Linked DNA regions of Homo sapiens: region 2 is linked to region 1. Evidence: chromatin loops called from intact Hi-C (ENCODE). Cell type or tissue: heart left ventricle. All regions are shown on one strand. Each heading gives the region's core, and the rest is flanking DNA. Links, peaks and the distances in the headings are about the cores only. Region 1 has its middle 19 kb from the start of LAMTOR5-AS1. Region 2 holds the start of CYMP-AS1 (CYMP antisense RNA 1).

What was found. A loop is a pair of places that touch in the nucleus more often than their neighbours do. Peaks named below come from ENCODE experiments on the same cell type or tissue, not always from the same donor. Only the 100,000 strongest peaks of a DNase experiment are listed, where the experiment ranks them.
Region 2: it touches region 1 in a loop (2.0-fold over the local background); 39 of 110 quality-filtered maps call a loop at or near these places.

The regions. Positions count from the first base shown.
Region 1 is chr1:110,422,557-110,431,750 of GRCh38, forward strand. No RefSeq gene overlaps it. Among named protein-coding and RNA genes, the nearest start is that of LAMTOR5-AS1, 19 kb to the left of the region's middle. In heart left ventricle, for the core only: no CTCF peak of the experiment used is centred there; a DNase peak (open chromatin) is centred at 3,444; H3K27ac peaks cover 1,702 bases.
Region 2 is chr1:110,482,488-110,491,681 of GRCh38, forward strand. It overlaps CYMP-AS1 (CYMP antisense RNA 1), which reads right to left and starts at 7,771. Exons shown (of 2, transcript NR_108042.2): 1 at 7,649-7,771; 2 at 5,193-7,420. It also overlaps the pseudogene CYMP. RefSeq lists an enhancer at 792-1,370. In heart left ventricle, for the core only: no CTCF peak of the experiment used is centred there; no DNase peak of the experiment used is centred there.

The DNA of each region.
Region 1 (9,194 bases), core at 1-8,000:
CAAGCGATTCTCCTGCCTCAGCCTCCCAAGTAGCTGGGACTACAGGCACGTGCCGCCAAGCCTGGCTAATTTTTATATTTTTAGTACAGACGGGGTTTCACCATATTGGCCAGGCTGGTCTCAAACTCCTGACCTCAAGTGATCCACCCACCTCTGCCTCCCAAAGTGCTGGGATTACAGGCGTGAGCCACCGCGCCTGGACGTGAAAAGTTTTTTGAATTCCCCCATTAGAAATGATCTTCACCCTGACTCCCATAACACTTTGTACATTACTGTAAAAGCATAATATTCAAATATTTACAATATACCTCCTTCAAATATAAAATGGACACATGCCGAAGACTTAGCAACTCATGAAGGAGGGAACCAATAATGTAGTTAAGCTAATTCAAAGAGCATTTTGAGGAAATGAATACTTATGGTCATTTAAAAGGAAATGTTAAAATTTCTAGGTTAAAAATAAAACTTGCCATTGCATATATGGTCAAATGATTTTTGACAAGGGTGCCAAGACCATTCCATGGGGAAAACACAGTCTTTTCAACAAATCGTGTTGGGAAAACTAGATATCCATGTTCAAAAGAATGAACCCTTACCTTACCTTCCACCATATACAAAAATTAACTCAAAATGGATCAAAGACTTAAGCATAAGAGCTAAAATTATAAAATTCTTAGAAGAAAACATAGGGAAAAAGGTCCATGGTATTATATTTGACAATGACTTTTTTTTTTTTTTTTGAGGCAAGATTTCACTCTGTCACCCTGGCTGGAGTTCAATGCAGTGGCACAATCTCAGCTCACTGCAACCTCCACCTTTCAGGCTCAAGCAATCCCCCTACCTCAGCCCCTAAGTAGCTGAGACTACAGGCATGCACCACCAAGCACAGCTAATTTTTGTATTTTTGTACAGAGTTTCGCCATGTTGCCCAGGCTGGTCTCGAACTCCTGAGCTCAAGCTATTCACCTGCCTCAGCCTCCCAAAGTGTTGGGATTACAGGTGTGAGCCACTGTGCCCAGCCCTGACCCCCACATTTTTAAACAAAGCTTCTCTTCCATAATCAATTGCAAATCAGAAGATCTTTGAATCTATCTGCAGCCTGCAAGCCCCCTATTCAAGACATCCCACCCTTTTAAACTTAAGCCAATGTGTAACCTCCTGGCAATCAATTTTGCAATTTATGATTTTGCCTGTAGCTTCTGCTGTTCTGAAATTTATTCCTGCCTCTAAAAATCCTTGCCGGCAAGCCACTGGGGAGGCTAGGTTTTGAGCACTTAGCTGTCTGGTCTTCCTTACTTAGTGCTCTGCAATAAACACCTTCCTTTCTATCACCACAAAATCCTGGGTGTGGGTATCTGGTTTTACTGTGTTGGGTGAGCAGACCTCAGTTTGGTTCTGTTACAAGTCCCTGCTCCATCTCACTTGCTACAACATGAATGAAACTTGAGGACATTATGCAAAATGAAATAAGCCAGTCACAAAAAGACAAATACTGTATTATTCCACTTATATGAGGTACTTATGATAGACAAAATCATCAAGACAGAAGGTATGATGGTTGCCAGGGGTTGAGGGAAGACAAAATAGGGAGTTATTGTTTAATGGTTGAGAAGTTTCAGTTTTGCAAGATGAAAAGTGTTCTGGAGATGGATGGTGGTGATGGTTGCATGACATAAATGTGCTTAATACCACTGAACTGTTCTTAACTCCGCTGAAATATGGTTAAGATGGCCCGGGTGCAGTGGCTCATGCCTGTAATCCTAACACTTTGGAACGCCGAGGCGGGCAGATCACCTGAGATCAGGAGTTCGAGACCAGCCTGACCAATATGGCGAAACCCAGTCTCCACTAAAAATACAAAAATTAGCGAGGTGTGGTGGTGCGCACCTGTAATTCAAGCCACTTGGGAGGCTGAGGCAGGAGAATTTTCTGAATCCAGGATGCAGAGGTTGCAGTGTACTGAGATCGCACCACTGCACTCCAGCCTGAGCAACAGAGCAAGACTCCATCTCAAAAAAAAAAAAAAGGTTAAGATGGTAAACTTTGTACCAATTAAAAAACAAAGCTGGCTAACACCCTACAGGGCAATTAAAACATCATAATCTTTGGTGTTATCTTTTTTATTAGATAGAAATTATTTATACTTACTGGATAAGATCTGTAAGTTAACACATAACTTCACAGAGTCTGAGCCCTTAATGAATAATAAATAGCCAAGTCACAGGGAGATACTTTCCCTGAGGTAATTAAGCAATCCTTGGGTAGGCTTGTGAAGAAATGCCCAGAATGACGTTGGAAGGACATGCTGTTCTCTCTTGGCCTTATTTCCAAGGTTTGGACTCAAAGTATTATTTTTTAACATCACAGAAATTTTTTATGCCCTGGTCTCTTGAGGGTAGGGACTGTGTCTTTTTCATCTTTGCCCCTTTCCACATGCTCTGGTTTGTAGAACAGAATTGAAGAAGGAGCCATGTGCTAGATAGAGCGGGTTGGGAGCAGCAGACCTGCCTGCTCATTGTTTCTGTGACCTTGACCCATCCTGTAGTCTCCCCACGCCTTGCTATTCTCATCCATCAACGATGAGATTGCACCTAAATCCTGGGTGCTGTGCTGGGCCTGGGGATGCTGTCTAATCCCTGGGTTTCCTTCTAGTTTGCTCTAATCACCCATATGAAAAAGAAGCTACTCAAGGCAAACATATAAATGAAACGGATAATGAATGAATAGTATTTTTTCTTGCTTTCTTTGGAAGAGGCATCCTGGATTCTACTTGAAGCCTGCAGCCCTGACTCCTGGGCTGGGAGGTGGGCGAGGACTTGTATTTTGTAGCTCTGCTAGAGAGGGAACAGCTGTCCACTGGTGGCAGGACTGACGCCTCCCAGAATACAGGGGCTTTGGATCAGCAGGCGTCAGAGGGAAAGGAAACTGGCATCCGAGTCTGCCTTTGAGAAAGGAGTAAATTACTATCTTATTATAAATTCATGATCCACTCATTGCTGTTTTCAATTAATTTCTTGACAAATCTGGCTGTTCCTTTTCTTATTTTCCTTAGGACAGGAGGTGTCCTGGTGATCAGCTGGAGCTCGGGGGAGCTGTTGCTGAAATTAACTTGAGTGCTTTGGAGAGAGATTTACATGGCAGAGTGGAGCCAGGGCTGCTCCTTTGGCAGGCACTGCTGTGCCACTGTGGAGGCGCCCCTGCTTTTCCCATGCTTTGCAGTGTCTTTAAAGGCCTTTGGAGCCATGCCCAGGCTCAGCCCCATCCTGGTGTCCCCCTGTGTCCGTTTTGCCACTGCCCGGCTACTTCACTTGGCCATGGGCCTTACCAGCTTGCAGACAAACCCGTCCATCTACGCCTCCCAGCGCAGCTTGGCCCACTTGCAAGCACTTACAGAGGGTTTCAGAAGGAACATGTCTGCCATCTGTGTTTGGAGACTGTGTCCCAGACTTTTGAGCTCACATTAGTCATGGCCACAGACGGGACTGGAGTCCTGCCCACTGGAGTCCCAAAGGTCTCTGGTGTTTGTTTTCCACTCTGCATGCCTGGGTTGGGGGATGGCAGGGGGATACAGGTTGTTGGAGTACCTCCCAGCCGGGCCGTTTCCTTGGTTCCCTGGGGCTGCCTTGCTTCCTCTCTAGATCATCAGTCTCAGCAGAGGAAACCAAAAATCTCCTCCTCGCCCCGCAACCACCTTTTGCTGACTGCTAAGCATCCCTGCTCTGAAACCATAACCACCATAAAAGCAATAGGCTTGTCTTCTCTGTTCTAAGCATGTACTATTCAGGTGATTTAGGGGGAGTAAACAGGCCCAGAGAAATTAAATAATTTGTCTAAGGGTACCGGCTAATGAGGATCTGAGCTCAGTTGTAAATGACTCCATCACCCATGCTCTTTTTTAGTCCCCTTTATAATTATTTTAAAATAACATTTAATTAATTTTCTGTTATAAAAGGAACACATGCTCAAACAAAAAACTTAGAAAATATAAAAATGTATGAAGACAAAACAAAATAACCCCCAGTATTAGCAATGCCAACTTGCCAAGACAAAAATGTTAACATTTTTATTTCTTTTTCTTTTCAGTCTTTACTCTCTGTGTGCACACACACACACAGGCAAAGTGAAATCACATTGTATATTCTTTTTTGCTTCTAGCATTTTCCACTTAGCTATCTAATATTACTATTTCCTGATATCAATAAATGATCTTCAATCCCATGCTTAACTCTTCTGTCCAAGGCATGTTCTGCCCAATTTTGTTTTCTCCTGTGTCTGTTTGAATGCCTCCTTTCTGGCCTGCATCTTAGGGGGACACTGAAGTCTCCTTTCCAACAGAAGTTCTATTCAGGGGGAATCTGTTATCTTGTTTAAAGCCCATCCTGGGCTGGGGAGCAAGCAGGAGAGAGAGAGAGAGACACCACCCATACGTGACTAGAGTGCCATTTGTAGCAGGATGCCCCAGAGGCAGCGTGGCCCTTCACCACCACAGTTATCTGGAACGAGCAGGAACTGTGTAGAGGAAGAGGCACATCCCCTTTTGAATGGCTGTGCCCTTGCAGCCACCTCAGTCCCTGCTTCCTGAAGGGAATCAGTTACTGGGCTCTGGGAGACAATTTTCAAAGTGAACTTCCACGGATGTGAAGGGAACCATGACCTAGAAATCTGAAGGTGCTAGGTCTTATTTTGCTCAGAGCTGAAAAGAGCCACTTTAAGAGGGCAAACATTGAGGAAAAAATGAAGAATATTTCATTTTTTAGGGAAATCCTACGAGCCTATAGGAGTCATCTTAGCCCATGTGCATGGTCACATGGCCTCTGTCCAGGATGGCCAGGACGGGGTGACTTCCTTAGAAGGGACTGGCATCTTGGGAGGCAGGCCTTTTCAGGGCTCAGCCCCAGGACTCCTTATCAAAATGTTGAAAAAAAAAGTTTATTCCATGGACTTCTAGAAATGGGGAAAGCATTGATGGGTTATAACTCAATTCTCAACACCAACAATCCATAACTCTCAAAGAAGATCTATGACTCCAAAAGGGTGACCTGAATCAGGAGGCTTATAATTGCATTGCCAAAGTGCAATGTGATCAGAGGCAGAAACATAACTAGGACCTCCCACAAGGAGTTGAAACTCCCTTTATCCTGGGCCTGTGGTTATCTCATTGATATTTTCCACTGTAGGTGAATTATTTCATTGTAGAGTCCCCTATTTAGAAAATACATGGCATGTGTGCCAGCATTTTCCTATCCTGCACCCATGGCAGGCATCACCAATCAACATTGGCACCCTCCCCACTGAGCCTAGAAGCAGCTTCAGACTCAGTCTCAACATACTTCTCCAGGCAGCCATTACGAATCAGTCAGCACTGACCTGGAATGAAATCCTTTGACATTCCTGAATTAGTTTATAATCACAAGCAGGAATTGTATATCAAGTTCTTATTAGATAGAATACTTAGAAGGCCCTTAGGTTGGTTCATTTGCCTGTTTCCTCATAAGAATGAGGGCAGAGCTGGGCATGGTGGCTCATGCCTATAATCCCAGCACTTTGGGAGGCTGAGATGGGAGGATTGCTTGAGGCCAGGAGTTTGAGACCAGCCTGGGCAACATGGCAAGATCCCATCTCTACAAAATATATATTAAAAAAATAAAATGAAGAATGAGGGCAGGAGGTGGCGGGAGAAGTGGAAGCAGATGGAGGAAGTTAGGTTGAAGAGAGCCAAGGATTCTTATTCTGATCCTATGATTTTCTTTCTTTCTTCACTCTGTCACCCAGGCTGGAGTGCAGTGACACTATCCCAGCTCACTGCAATCTCTGCCTCCCGGGCTCAAGTGATTCTCGTGCCTCAGCCTCCCACGTAGCTGGGATTACAGGTGTGTGCCACCATGCCTGCTAAATTTTGTATTTTTAGTAGAGAAAGAGTTGCGCCATGTTAGCCAGGCTGGTTTCAAACTCCTGGCCTCAAGCATTCCATCCACCTTAGCCTCCCAAAGTGCTGGGTTTACAGGCATGAGCTACCATATCCAGCCCCATTTTCTTATTTAAGACTGAATATGTTTCTCCTGACATTGCCACAGGTAGCCTCCTTTCCTGCCTGTTCCTAGTCCAGCCCTGGGACTCTTCTCACCTCTTGTCAGGGTCCCTTGAAGCAGGGGCTGGGTTGCCCTTCTCCCTGAGGCAGGCAAGAGGCAGAGCCGGGTTCAAGCAATTCTAGTGCCTCAGCCTCCCAAGTAGCTGAGATTACAGGCATGTGCCACCATGCCCGGCTAAGTTTTGTATTTTTAGTAGAGGTGGGGTTTCACCATGTTGTCCAGGCTGGTCTCAAACTCCTTACTTCAGGTGAGCCACCCACCTTGGCCTCCCAAAGTGCTGGGATTACAGGAATGAGCCACTGCATCTGGCCTATTCTTTAATGAGAAGAATAGAGCAATGAAGTCCCTGAACTGGGCCGGGGTTCCCAGGGGCTTCCCAGAAGCATGTGGCTGACTTATTGTAGTGAAAAATTAGCCAGCACAGATTTATCACCCAATATTTAGCTTTGGCCATCAGTATTCTCATAGCAGCTTCTGCTGATTGCCTCATTCAATCAACACAGGGTGGAGGTAATATTCCATTCACGTTGCGAGATCCTGGCTTTGTGTCCTGATGGGCCATGTGGGCAGGCTGCTCTCTGCTCTAACACTCCCTCAACACTATGTTCACACCATCCTGATTTTTTCCCCCAAGTGTTTGCACGACTCAGCCTATGCAAGGGATTATGGAGCTCAGTGGCTCTGTGGCTTCAGGTTCTGGCAAATGACTATTTGCTTTTTCTTCTTCTTCTTTTTTTTTTTTCTTTTTTTTTTTTGAGATGAAGTTTTGCTCTTCTTGCCCAGGCTGGAGTGCAATGGTATGATCTCAGCTCACCGCAACCTCCGCCTCCTGGGTTCAAGTGATTCTTCTGCCTCAGCCTCCCAAGTAGCTGGGATTACAGGCATGTGCCACCATGCCCAGCTAATTTTGTATTTTTGGTAGAGACGGGGTTTTTGCATGTTGGTCAGGCTGGTCTCGAACTCCCGACCTCAGGTGATCCGCCCATCTTGGCCTCCCAAAGTGCTGGGATTACAGGTGTGAGCCACTGCGCCCAGCCGATTATTTGCTTCTTCATGGCAACTCACAGACCATGATCCCCACTCAATCTTGTGGGTTTGTAATAGCAGCACAGAAAAGCTGTGTTGAACCGTGGCACATCTGTTAGCTTTTCCAGGTGCTCAGGAGGAGAAGGTGAACTGGCTGTGTGTAGTATGGTAAATAAAGGGGCCGGGCTACCTTTCAGAGGTTTGGCACACTGAATGACTTATGCCCTGACCAGAGACCTGGGCTAGGAACTTAGCTCCATGGCCTGGATGCCTGGGACCTTGGTCCGATTTGCAAACACAACAGCTCCACAGGAAGAAGCTTTGTCACAATAGTTATTATTATAGCAACCATCCAGAGGATGCTGCATCCTAAATATCCCTCAGCAGTAGTCCAGGTAAGAAGCACACCTGACTATGTATGCTCTTCTCTGCTTCAGAACCCTTCAGGGAGCTCCACTGCCTATAAGGAAAAGTCCACATCTGGGCACTTGGGTCTCCATGAGCTTCTGCCTGCTTATGGCTCCAGTCTTACCTCTCACTGCTTCCTGCATTAAACGTTTGCCCTAAACATTGAACTGGGTTCATTGTTGCATGTTCCCCTTCACCCCCAAATCAGACTTTGCTCATCCCCAGGATACCTTTCAACTTCCCCCACCTCCCCACCTGCCTAACACCACCACTCACTAACAAGGAGCTGTGCTCCGAAGCTTGTGGACAGCTGTGTCATGGAGGAGCTGCCGTGCTCTGTCCAGAGGGCTGTCTCTTGAGCACAGAGACTGAGCCTTCCCCACCTCTCTAGCCTCTAGTCCCAAGCACAGCCTGCCCCCTGGTAGCCCCTAGGAAATTTCCACCAAATGCATGCAAGGTCTTGCAGCTGCCCCACAGCTTGACATCCCACTTCCTCCTGAGCCTCCTCCTCCACTGTCTTCTATCCTCTGCTCAAAGCCCTTAACCGATGCCCCGGTTTTTCAAGGGCAGCTTCTTCAGTGTTGTTTGTTCATTCACTCAACTAACAAGGGCTGACCATGCATCGGCCTTGAGGGACTGAGGAACAAAGGTGCTCACACTCTGATGGGAGGCACACGGAAGCAGTGGCAATAAAATCTGTAAAGTCTTCTGTGAGAAGTTAAAGAGAAAATGCTAGAGGATCCCAGAGGAGGAAGCTACTGCTGACTGTGTGGTGGCTCCTCCCCAGCCTCGTACCCTGACTCTCACTCTTCAGCCTGCCCCAGTTCCCCTCTAAGCTACACCTTCTCCAGGAAATCGCAGCACACCCATGGCATCCACCTTTCCACTGAAGACTCCTGAGTATTCAGCCCCAACCTCTCTCTGAGGATTAGAGAAGTTAGGTAACCTGGCCAAGGCCACACAGCTAGGGGCAGCAGGGATGGCGCTCTCCTAGGACCATGCTGCACTCCTCCAAATCTGCTCCTTGCTCCCCTCCCATCCATCTCCACCTTCTTTGCCCTGCTGTGTGTCCTGGGAGGCTGATCTGTGAGGATGTCTTGGTGGCTGCCTTCGGTGGATTTGGCTAGTAACCCTCAGAGGAGTGGAGGAAAGGAGGAACATGAAACCGGGGAATTAACTCCTCTGTCATGCTCCCAGCAAGACCACCTAGGTTGGCTGTCCCTTGGCAGAAGGGGATCCTCTCAAGGGAGCTTCTCTACAAGACCCTCTCCTTCTGGTCCAGGTAGCTGTTCTCCTCCTGGTCTTCTGGCTGGGTGATGGGAGAAGCTCCTTCACTCCACTGCTACTGGCTCTAGGTTACTGCATTAGTCCTGCCTTTATCCGACACCACGCTCACACCTTTGTGAAAACACCCTCTGTGCATTATCCTAGTTTGAGTGGCTCCCTCTTTCCTGCGGGCCCGGGGCTGATGCATGCTCCTTCTGCATGTCCTGGATTGGCGAATAGCATCAATATCTGTACAGCTCTCCAGGCCCCAACCTTAACCGTCTCCTATTCTTCTTTCTCTCTCATCCTACTCTAGGACCTGAAAGCCTCTGAAGTTCACTCCTTCGGCCCCACTCCCTTCCTGCTGCCTTTGGGCTCTCCTCATGTGACTCTGCCTGTTGAAAC
Region 2 (9,194 bases), core at 399-8,398, 60 kb after region 1:
GGGTCTCCACCAGCATTAGAAAAAGAGAAAGCAATATAAAATATGAGAGTGCATTGCAGTTAGCAAGGATAGGCATTGATTTTTGAACCGATATAAAATACATTTCTTACTTTGAGTTATGATTTAAAAAAAGTTTGAAAGCCCTTGACCTGGGGTCAGTGGGCCATTGATCAGAAGGCTGGCTGGGAACAGAGTGTACCGAGTGGTTTATGGAGCCCACTTCTGGGAGGCTGGGCAGCCTGCGGGAGATGCACACCCTCCTTACAAATTCTTCCCCATCTCCTCAGGGTTCCTCTGCACAAAGGGAAGTCGCTGAGGAGGGCCCTGAAGGAGCGCAGGCTCCTGGAGGACTTCCTGAGGAATCACCATTATGCAGTCAGCAGGAAGCACTCCAGCTCTGGGGTGGTGGCCAGCGAGTCTCTGACCAACTACCTGGATGTGAGTGGCTCTGCCAGCCTTTCCACTAACGAAGTGGAAAGCGCCCCTCGGCCCCTGCCTCACCACAGCTGTTTCTCTTCGAGAAATCTTGGAGTCTGTGGTAGAGGCAGTCTCCCTGCCCTCAGTCAGCTCCACGAGGGGCTGGTCGACCCAGAAAAGACAGTGCTCCTGCCTGCCAGCTCTGAATGCCACCACCAGGAGGGTCTGAGCTCAGGCGCCTTCCTCACACAACATCCCCCAAGAGTGCATGAACTGCCCCCCTCCCCAACGCCGCCTACCATCCCAACCCTGCACCTGCCTTCCGGGCTGGGGAAGTTCTGTCTTAGTCTGGCTCAGCAGGGATGGAGACAGCGGGTGCCATTCTGCAGCTGCCCAGGACGCGGCTGCCAGCTTGCTCTTCCTCCCACCCAGGACCCAGGCAGGAGCGCCCCTGGTACCTGTTCTTTCCTGGAGCTTGTCTTTCTCTCAGCCGTCACTCTTGCCAGTAAACAACCAGCCTTTTTTCTCTTCTGTGCTCTCATTTTCTTATCTAGGTCATCTTCGCCACCCGCCCCCAGCCTCTGCTCTGACAGTGGGGAGAGCTGGCGAGGAGGCGCGCGTGGCAGGGGCCACTTGGGCCGGAACATGGAGCCCACACCTAGCTGATGCCCCACCTCTCTGTCCAGATTCTTTTTGCCCTGGCAGGGGTGGCCCATGTCCCACCCAGGCAGGATTTAAGTTTAGGACCCAGGTCTGCTTCTGAGGCTGATTCCAGCAGTGGTTGTAGGACTTGTGGAAGGATGAGGCCAAGTGTGTCTGGGGGTGGGAGCCCAGGTGAGGGCTGGAGGTCAAGAACCCTCTTCAGTATCTTCCCCCTCCTTGAGACACCCAGGTCTCTGGGCAGAAAGCACAGGGGCTCCACAAGTGCCCCTGCTCCCCGCCCACCGTTAATCCACACCCTCCTGCCCCCTGATGCTCCCACCTCTGACCCAGTGCCGTCTGTCTTCAGTGTCAGTACTTTGGGAAGATCTACATCGGGACCCTTCCCCAGAAGTTCACCTTGGTGTTTGATACAGGCTCCCCGGATATCTGGGTGCCCTCTGTCTACTGCAACAGTGATGCCTGTCGTGAGTGACCGCCCTCTCCTGACCCAGCCCCTCATGCTTGGATGCCCTGGCCTAGTGGCCAGGGTGGTCAGGGTGGCTGGGGGGAAACGTGGGGTGGCAGGACAGCTGGCTCTGACCTTCCCAGCCTCCTAGTTGTGGTCGATCTCCTCACTCATCCTCCCAACTGGCCACAGACTGGGAAGATTTGAAAATCACGGGTTTTAGTTAAAAATTAGGGACCTTTATTTTATTTTTTGTCTCTACTGGGAGCCAAGGCAACCTGCTTACCCTTTTGGATGCTGAATTTTCCTTTCTATAAAATGGGGCTATGATGTGCCAGTGAGTGCTGGGAGAGTAAAGTGAGAAGGTCTATTACAAATAATGAATACATGCTTAACACACATTAATTATTTATTTCTCCACCAATCCTGGGAGATTGGTGCTCTTTTTATCCCCATTTGACAGATGGGGAAATTAAGGTTTGAAGAGGAAAAGGGACTTGGCTAAGATTACTCAGCTGATAAAAGCAAAACATCCACGGAATCTTCAGCGGGGCTTTTCCCTTTCATTTTTGTGTAGAAGCTACGTAGGTAGCACTGAAAGTCAGAGAGGTAGGGCAAGCAACAAAGAATCATGTTCTTTTTTAAACTGTGGGACCAAGGCTTTAGAAAGAATGGGCTGCTTATTCTCTATAGAGAGAATTGCCAGTATTGAGGCCATATTCTTACAAGGCCTGCTGAGGGGTTCGGCCCTGGCTGGCACCGTGAGTGGTGAGAAGATTCTAAGGGCCCCACTAACTCTGGGTCTGTGTTTCAGAAAACCACCAACGCTTCGATCCGTCCAAGTCCTCCACCCACAGAACATGGGCAAGTCCCTGTCCATCCAGTATGGCACAGGCAGCATGCGGGGCTTGCTGGGCTATGACACTGTCACCGTAAGTGGTGCTGCGCCGGCCAGTGCTCACTGTGCCTTTCCCACCAGCCACTCTCTGCCCACACGGTCCGGTGGGCCACACCTCCACTGTGCTGAGAAGCCCTTTAGGTGCTGCCTGCCCTGGTGGCTCAGGAGGTAAGGAGAGGGATTTTAGCCAGCAGCCAGCTGTCGGCTGTCCCTTCCTCCCGCCTCTTCTTCCTGTGGCAGCACCCAGAGCCCCACCTGAGGGCACTCTCAGGTCCAGGTTCCCGTCTCCCTGATCCTTTTCCATGCATCCTTGACACAGTTAGTTCCGAATTCTGAGCTGGTGCCAGGACTGAGCTCTTCAGTGTCCTATGTATAGTCTTGTTTTTAAATTTTGTTTTTCCAACAGCCCTTTGAGGAAGATGTCATTATCCTCGTTGTTCAAATGAGGAAACCGAGGCTTGTAGTTGATAACTTACCTGAAGTCACACAGCTGGTGCCTGGGGGAGCTGAGTGTGGGACCTCGCCTCTGGCTCTCAGGGCAGTGCTCTTGGTTTGACCTCATGCTTTATAAGTCAGAGCAGCATCTTCTTTCAGGTCCGAGAGCACCTGTCCCTCTAGGATAAGGGTTCCCCTTTCCCTTGACTCTTTTTGGCCTCCAAAGTACCTAATACAGTGATGGGCACATAGTAGGTACCCAGTGGATGTTTGCCTCTTTCTTTCTTTCTGCATGCACCATCTGACGTGAAAACTCTGGTGGTGTCTCTCAGTGCTGACCACCTTGACTTTCCTTGGTCTCTTCCTTGGGTCTGGCTGAAACCTTTCTTGCTTTGAGTCCAGAAGGGCACAGTCCTTCTCTGTGGACAGTATTTTCCTCACTGGGCAGGTGCCCACCAGGGTGCTCTGCTCAGGCCTCCTCGGGATTCCATGCCAGACAGCAGAGGCCTCAGGGCTGCTTGCTGAGCTGGCCAGCAGTCAGGCCTTTGACAGCCAATTCCCCTGCCCAGTCCTATTTCCTCTGCTGGCCTGAGCCATTCACTTTCTTCCCTGCTATTTTCAGTGCATCTTCACTGGAGAGCTGGCCCAGTGCCTGGAACCTCAGCAGTGCTGCAGTGGGCTGCTATCACTCACTACCTTGGGCAGGGGGTCGGGGAAAGCTTCCCTCAGGGGTCTCATGTGGAAGCAGGAGAGGTGTCCTGACCACTTTGGGACAAGAGGCAGTAGTGGTCAGAGTAGGCTGGTGGATACATTGGGCATCTGAAGAAGTGGGCAGATTAAGAAAATATTTTGGAGTTAGCACTTTCTTAGCATAGTGCTGATCCATATTCAATAATCACTTAGTAAATGTCAATAAATGTTCAGTGTTAGTATTATTTAGTCAAAGCCCTGCCTTGAGATGTGAGATGTAGGTATTACTATTCCCTTAAACAGATAAGGGGATTGAGGTTGGGCAGGTACTTGTCCAAGGTCACACAGTTAGCACATGGCAGAACAGGAGCCTACACCTGGGTCTTGGAGACATAAAGCGTGTGCATGTTCTTTTTGGACTTCCTGCTGCTTCTATGGCTTTTTGCTGGGAGGTGTTCCAGACATAGCTGGTGGGAGGGCTGCAGGCCTGCAGAGGGCCTTGGAGCATCCCTCATTCTGCCCCCTTCTTTGAGCTCAGTCCCAACTTTTGCACAATGAGCACCAGGGTCTGTGTCCACCTTGTCCTCTGTTCCCCTCCTCCCCTGCCTCATTAGAACAATTCCTCAAGATCATTGCACTAACTGCCGGGAAAGGAGAGGTGGGTTTTTTTTGTTGCTGTTTTTTGTTTTTGTTTTTTTCTGTCTCTTAAGGGCAAATAACTATGTTGCCTATAAGAGGAAAGGAACTGGAACTGCGATACTGGCTCCTGACCTGGGACTGGCTGCCCTCATGCCTGGGATGTTTCTGTCTCTGGCTGCAGGACCTAGTGGAGGTCATGATTCTCTTGCAGGTCTCCAACATTGTGGACCCCCACCAGACTGTGGGTCTGAGCACCCAGGAACCTGGCGACGTCTTCACCTACTCCGAGTTTGATGGGATCCTGGGGCTGGCCTATCCCTCTCTTGCCTCTGAGTAGTCAGTGCCAGTGTTTGACAACACGATGCAGAGGCACCTGGTGGCCCAAGACCTGTTCTCAGTCTACATGAGTAGGTAAGAGCTGTGCCCAGCCGGGGCCTAAGTTTGATGTCCTTGTAAGGACTGTCCACTCCTTGGGGACACTCAAGGGTAGTCACCAGCATCCAAGCAAACCTTCTCCTTTCCAGGCACATCCAACCTCTTGTCCAAAGGCCCATGATACAGTCATTTGTACAGCCAGAGTTCACTGGATCAAAATTTGACTTTCCTTTCTGGCACTCAAAAAACAAAGCCCGATTCCACCTCTGCACAGGGGCTTTCAAGTTCTTTTTCCCAAAGTGGCAGGGCCTCAATAACCGTTTGCTAATGTCACTGAGATGCACAGACTTTTAGAGCTGACTCCAAAGGAGTCCAACCTACTCCTTTCACTAGGGAGGAAGCTGAGGCTTGGGGAGGGACCAACACCCTGAGTGGTGGCGGCTGAGCCAGGCCTGGAGCCTGGGGCTCCTGCTCCCAGGCCTGTGCTTCCTACTCTACCTCCCTGCACCCCGTGATGATGCAGCTTGGCTCAGAAAGAGGGGAGGATGGCAGGGAGGAGAGAAAGAGACCCTCCCCAGGAGAAGTTGCTGGATGGCCGAGGCAGGAGAATGCAGTTAGGGGGCTAATTAGTGCATTCACTCATGCATTTATTCACCCAGTAGATACTTACTGGGCCCTTACTATGTGCAGAGGCTCTGCCAGAGATGGGGACACATCAGCAGATAAGACAAACTGGCAGTTAACATTTTAGCAGGAGAAGCAGACAGCACACCATTACATACACTATTGTAATCAAACAGTGTGATAAGGGTGCAGCAGGGGAGATTTGGGTGTGTCAGAGGCTGAGTAACAGGGGAAGGCCCAGCCGAGGGCAGCCAGGGCAGTCTTTGCTGAGGGAGGAGTGGGTGCCGTCTGGGGAGAAAGCGTGTACCAGAGCCGGGAGCTGGGATGGGCTGGATGAGTTCTAGGAGCCCAAGGCAGTGCTCCGGAAGTGGGTGGGTACAGTGTGTGTTTCCCAGCCATGTGTGAGACACGGCCCCACGAGGAACAGAGGGGATTTGCGTTTGGGTGGCAGTTTCAATCCAAAGTGTAGATTTTGTTGAAGACCCCCTTTCCTACTAAAGGCAGAAAGCCCTGGGTGGCGGCTGACAGGGAGTAGGAGCCTAGGGAGACAGCTGGGCACACTCAAGGGTGGCTGGGGCACAGCCTGGCAGTCCCAGGACCTGTGGGGTGGGTTACTTCCTCTGGGGTTGGGGTGGGGGCTGCAGCGCTCAGGAGAAAGGATGCTGCCGCTGACTTCAGAGAAAGCCCAGCGGAGGAGGAGCCAGAGGGGGCTGGAGACCTCATCTGAAGCGTGGGGTAGGGGTGGGGCGGAGGAGGGTGGGCTGGATCTCAGTGGTGTCTGCCCCAGGGTGGGGCTGGGCACCGCTTTTCTGAGCCTCGCTGAAACAGCGCGCTGCGCCTTGGTTTCAGGAATGACCAGGGGAGCATGCTCACGCTGAGGGCCATTGATCTGTCGTACTACACAGGCTCCCTGCACTGGATACCCATGACTGCAAGAATACTGGCAGTTCACTGTGGACAGGTGGGTGAGCGGCCACACTGTGTGGGCCTCAGCCAGAGGCTGATCCAGCTGTGGGGATGTGAGGGCCCGGGCGTCAGCCCACCACACTCTGAGGACTGCAGCACAGTAGCTGGTAAGACCACCCATGAGAAGCTGAACTAGACACTTCCAAGGTTGGTGACCTTTGTCGGTGCTAGTGCCACATATTCTACCTGTGCTTTATGAACAAGACCAGCTGCCTTTCTGGGGCATCTACTGCCTGCTAGGCGCTGTGCTGAACGATTATATGACTGTCTCATTTATTCCTCACTGAGACACCATGAGGTGGGTGCTACTATTACCCCACTTTATAATGGACTAACATTGAGTTTGAACCTCAGGACCACCTCTTGAGGAAGTCAAAGAAGGGGTTATTAATGTACCCATTTTGTAGAAGGGAAGCCTGAGTACACAAAGGTTGGGTAACTTGCTGGAGACACACAGCAAGTAAATGGCAGAGCAAAAACTTGAAACCAGATCTCAGGCAACCAGTATGCTACTCGCTCTACTCCTTAATGTGGGTGAATTTGTTGTTTTATTGAAGTTTCTGTCCCATGGAAAGTGGGATGTCCTCAATTTAGCCACTGAATTGGAAGAAAATGGTTTTAGGTTTTTTCTCTGGGCTCAGAAAGTACTGGGGCCTCCAGGAAGGGGCCCCAGGGAAGGGGCTGAGGGCTGGGGGCCTTCCCTCCCTACTGCAGATCCTGGCAGGGGAGGGTAGGAAGGACCTGGGGAGGGAGGGCTGGATGAGGCCATCTTGCATACCTTTGGAAGTGTCATCATTGACGGCGTGGTGGTGGCCTGTGACGGTGGCTGTCAGGCCATCCTGGACACCGGCACCTCCCTGCTGGTGGGGCCTGGCGGCAACATCCTCAACATCCAGCAGGCCATTGGAGCCACTGCGGGCCAGTACAATGAGGTGAGGTCAGGCCCCACCGCCCCACAAGGTTGCCTTGAAGTGGGGGCCCCTTCACACAAACGAGATGATGCAGGGGTGGTTAGGGAGCCCGTTTCCCAGCCGAGGTTGGGGTTTCTCCGGAGGCCTCTGCTGGGGCCTTTGGCTTTGGCTTCATTGCCGTGGGAGCCTCCATGCCTCAGGTAGCGGCTGCCGTCTGACCTCCTGTTCCTCTGGGAGTGGTGCCCTCCCTGACGCGCTGGACTGTGCTGTGCCCCTTCTTCCTCCTCCACCCCCGAGTCTGTTCTTCTCCCCTTGACAGCCAAATGCTCCCAGCATCCCTGTGAGCTCTGGCTGGGCCTAGATGGGGAGACACAGAGGCAACCCCCTTGGGTCCCAAGCTTGGGTCTGTCCCTGGGTTGATGACAGCTATGACTCTTTTGAGAACCATGTCTCAGGACCAGGCCTCACCCTGAGAGCCTCCCTGTGGTCCTAGGTGTAGGCAGGGCCCTCTCCCCACCCCATGGCTCATGGGGTGGCAGGAGGGGTTCTGGGCCCTTCCGGAACCCCTTCAGTCAGCTTACTTACTCGCCGCTTCTAAGAGGGCCTCCCTTGGTTCTTTAGTTTGACATCGACTGCGGGCGCCTGAGCAGCATTCCCACGGCTGTCTTCGAGATCCACGGCAAGAAGTACCCCCTGCCACCCTCCGCCTATACCAGCCAGGTATGAGTCTCAGAGGGGAAGCCCGGGCTCCTCCTCCTCCTTCTTCTTCACCAGCTTCCTCCCCCACCCCCCAGTTGGGCCCCTGGTGAGGCAGTGATGGTGGTGATAAGAAGTGGTATGGACTCCACAGAGAATGGAGGGGCATGCGTTTGGACCAACCGGCCTTTCTGAGTGGGCCATGTTGTCCTGGGGCCTCATTTGTGGCCACTTCAGCCTCATCCTGGGAAAAATGGGGAACAGGAGGGGCGGTGTGCCAAGGTGTCAGGGAGGGTGGGGTAGGCAGGTCCACATCTCCCTATGGGAACCTCCCTCCGCTGCTCAAGCTTCTAAGTCCCGGGGCCTAGAGCTCTGTGCAGGGTTTGCTTAGCTAGCCTGGGCTTTGTGGGGCTCAGCCCTTGGCCCCACTGACCACTGACCTCCACCCCCCAGGCCTGCTCTGGCTGGTCATCAGGGCAGTAGGTGCTGAGAGCAGGAGGCAGGGGCTGGGGAGGACGAGAGATGGGGAGTGGAGTCCAGTGCAGAGGACAGGACTCAGGATGCCAGAACCCCACCCGGTGATCCTAGATTATGTCATTTTATTTTTTGAATCTGAATTTCTTCATCTGTTGAGAGATGAATCCAATACTTGTTTATCTGGGAAGGTCATTTCAAGGATAAAATGACGTCACAGAAGAGGAGGAGTTGTGGGTGAGGTATAAACGCCTATCTTTAGGCACAGCAAATGGGATTGGGACCAGCGTCATCTCTGCCTTGCCTTCCCCAGGACCAGGGCTTCTGCACCAGTGGTTTCCAGGGTGACTATAGTTCCCAGCAGTGGATCCTGGGGAATGTCTTCATCTGGGAGTATTACAGTGTCTTTGACAGGACCAATAACCGTGTGGGGCTGGCGAAGGCTGTCTGATTGCATCACTGGCCATGGACCTCAATGTGACCAAACACACACACGCACATAGATGAGATGTGCAGGCAGATGGTTCCCAATAAACACCGCATTTCTGCAAAGCCTGACTTCCCTTGTTGTCACTGGGGCTGAAGCTCTGCGCCGTTGTGGGGGTGGATGTGACTGCCAGGTGGTGTGTGGGCACAGCAGGAACTACATGGTGGGAAGGGTTGGTGGGTGGAGGCTACCTGGAGGGCAATGACTATTTCAAGCTCAGGTCAGGGAAGACCAAGGCGTGCCTTACCTACCTGTCCTTCACTCTAGAGCTTTCTGGGCAAAGGGCACAAGAGGGGAGACCCTCGCACGATAAGACCCATTTGTTCCTGGGGAATGAGAGGTAAGGGCATGGTGGTGTGGGGATGTAAAGGGAACACTTGGCCCCTGGAGAGGAAGGTTCTGCTGTATTAAGAGAGGGGCCTCAGTGCTGTTGGAAGAAGCCAGATGAAAGAGTGAGCAGGGAGCATGGGGAAA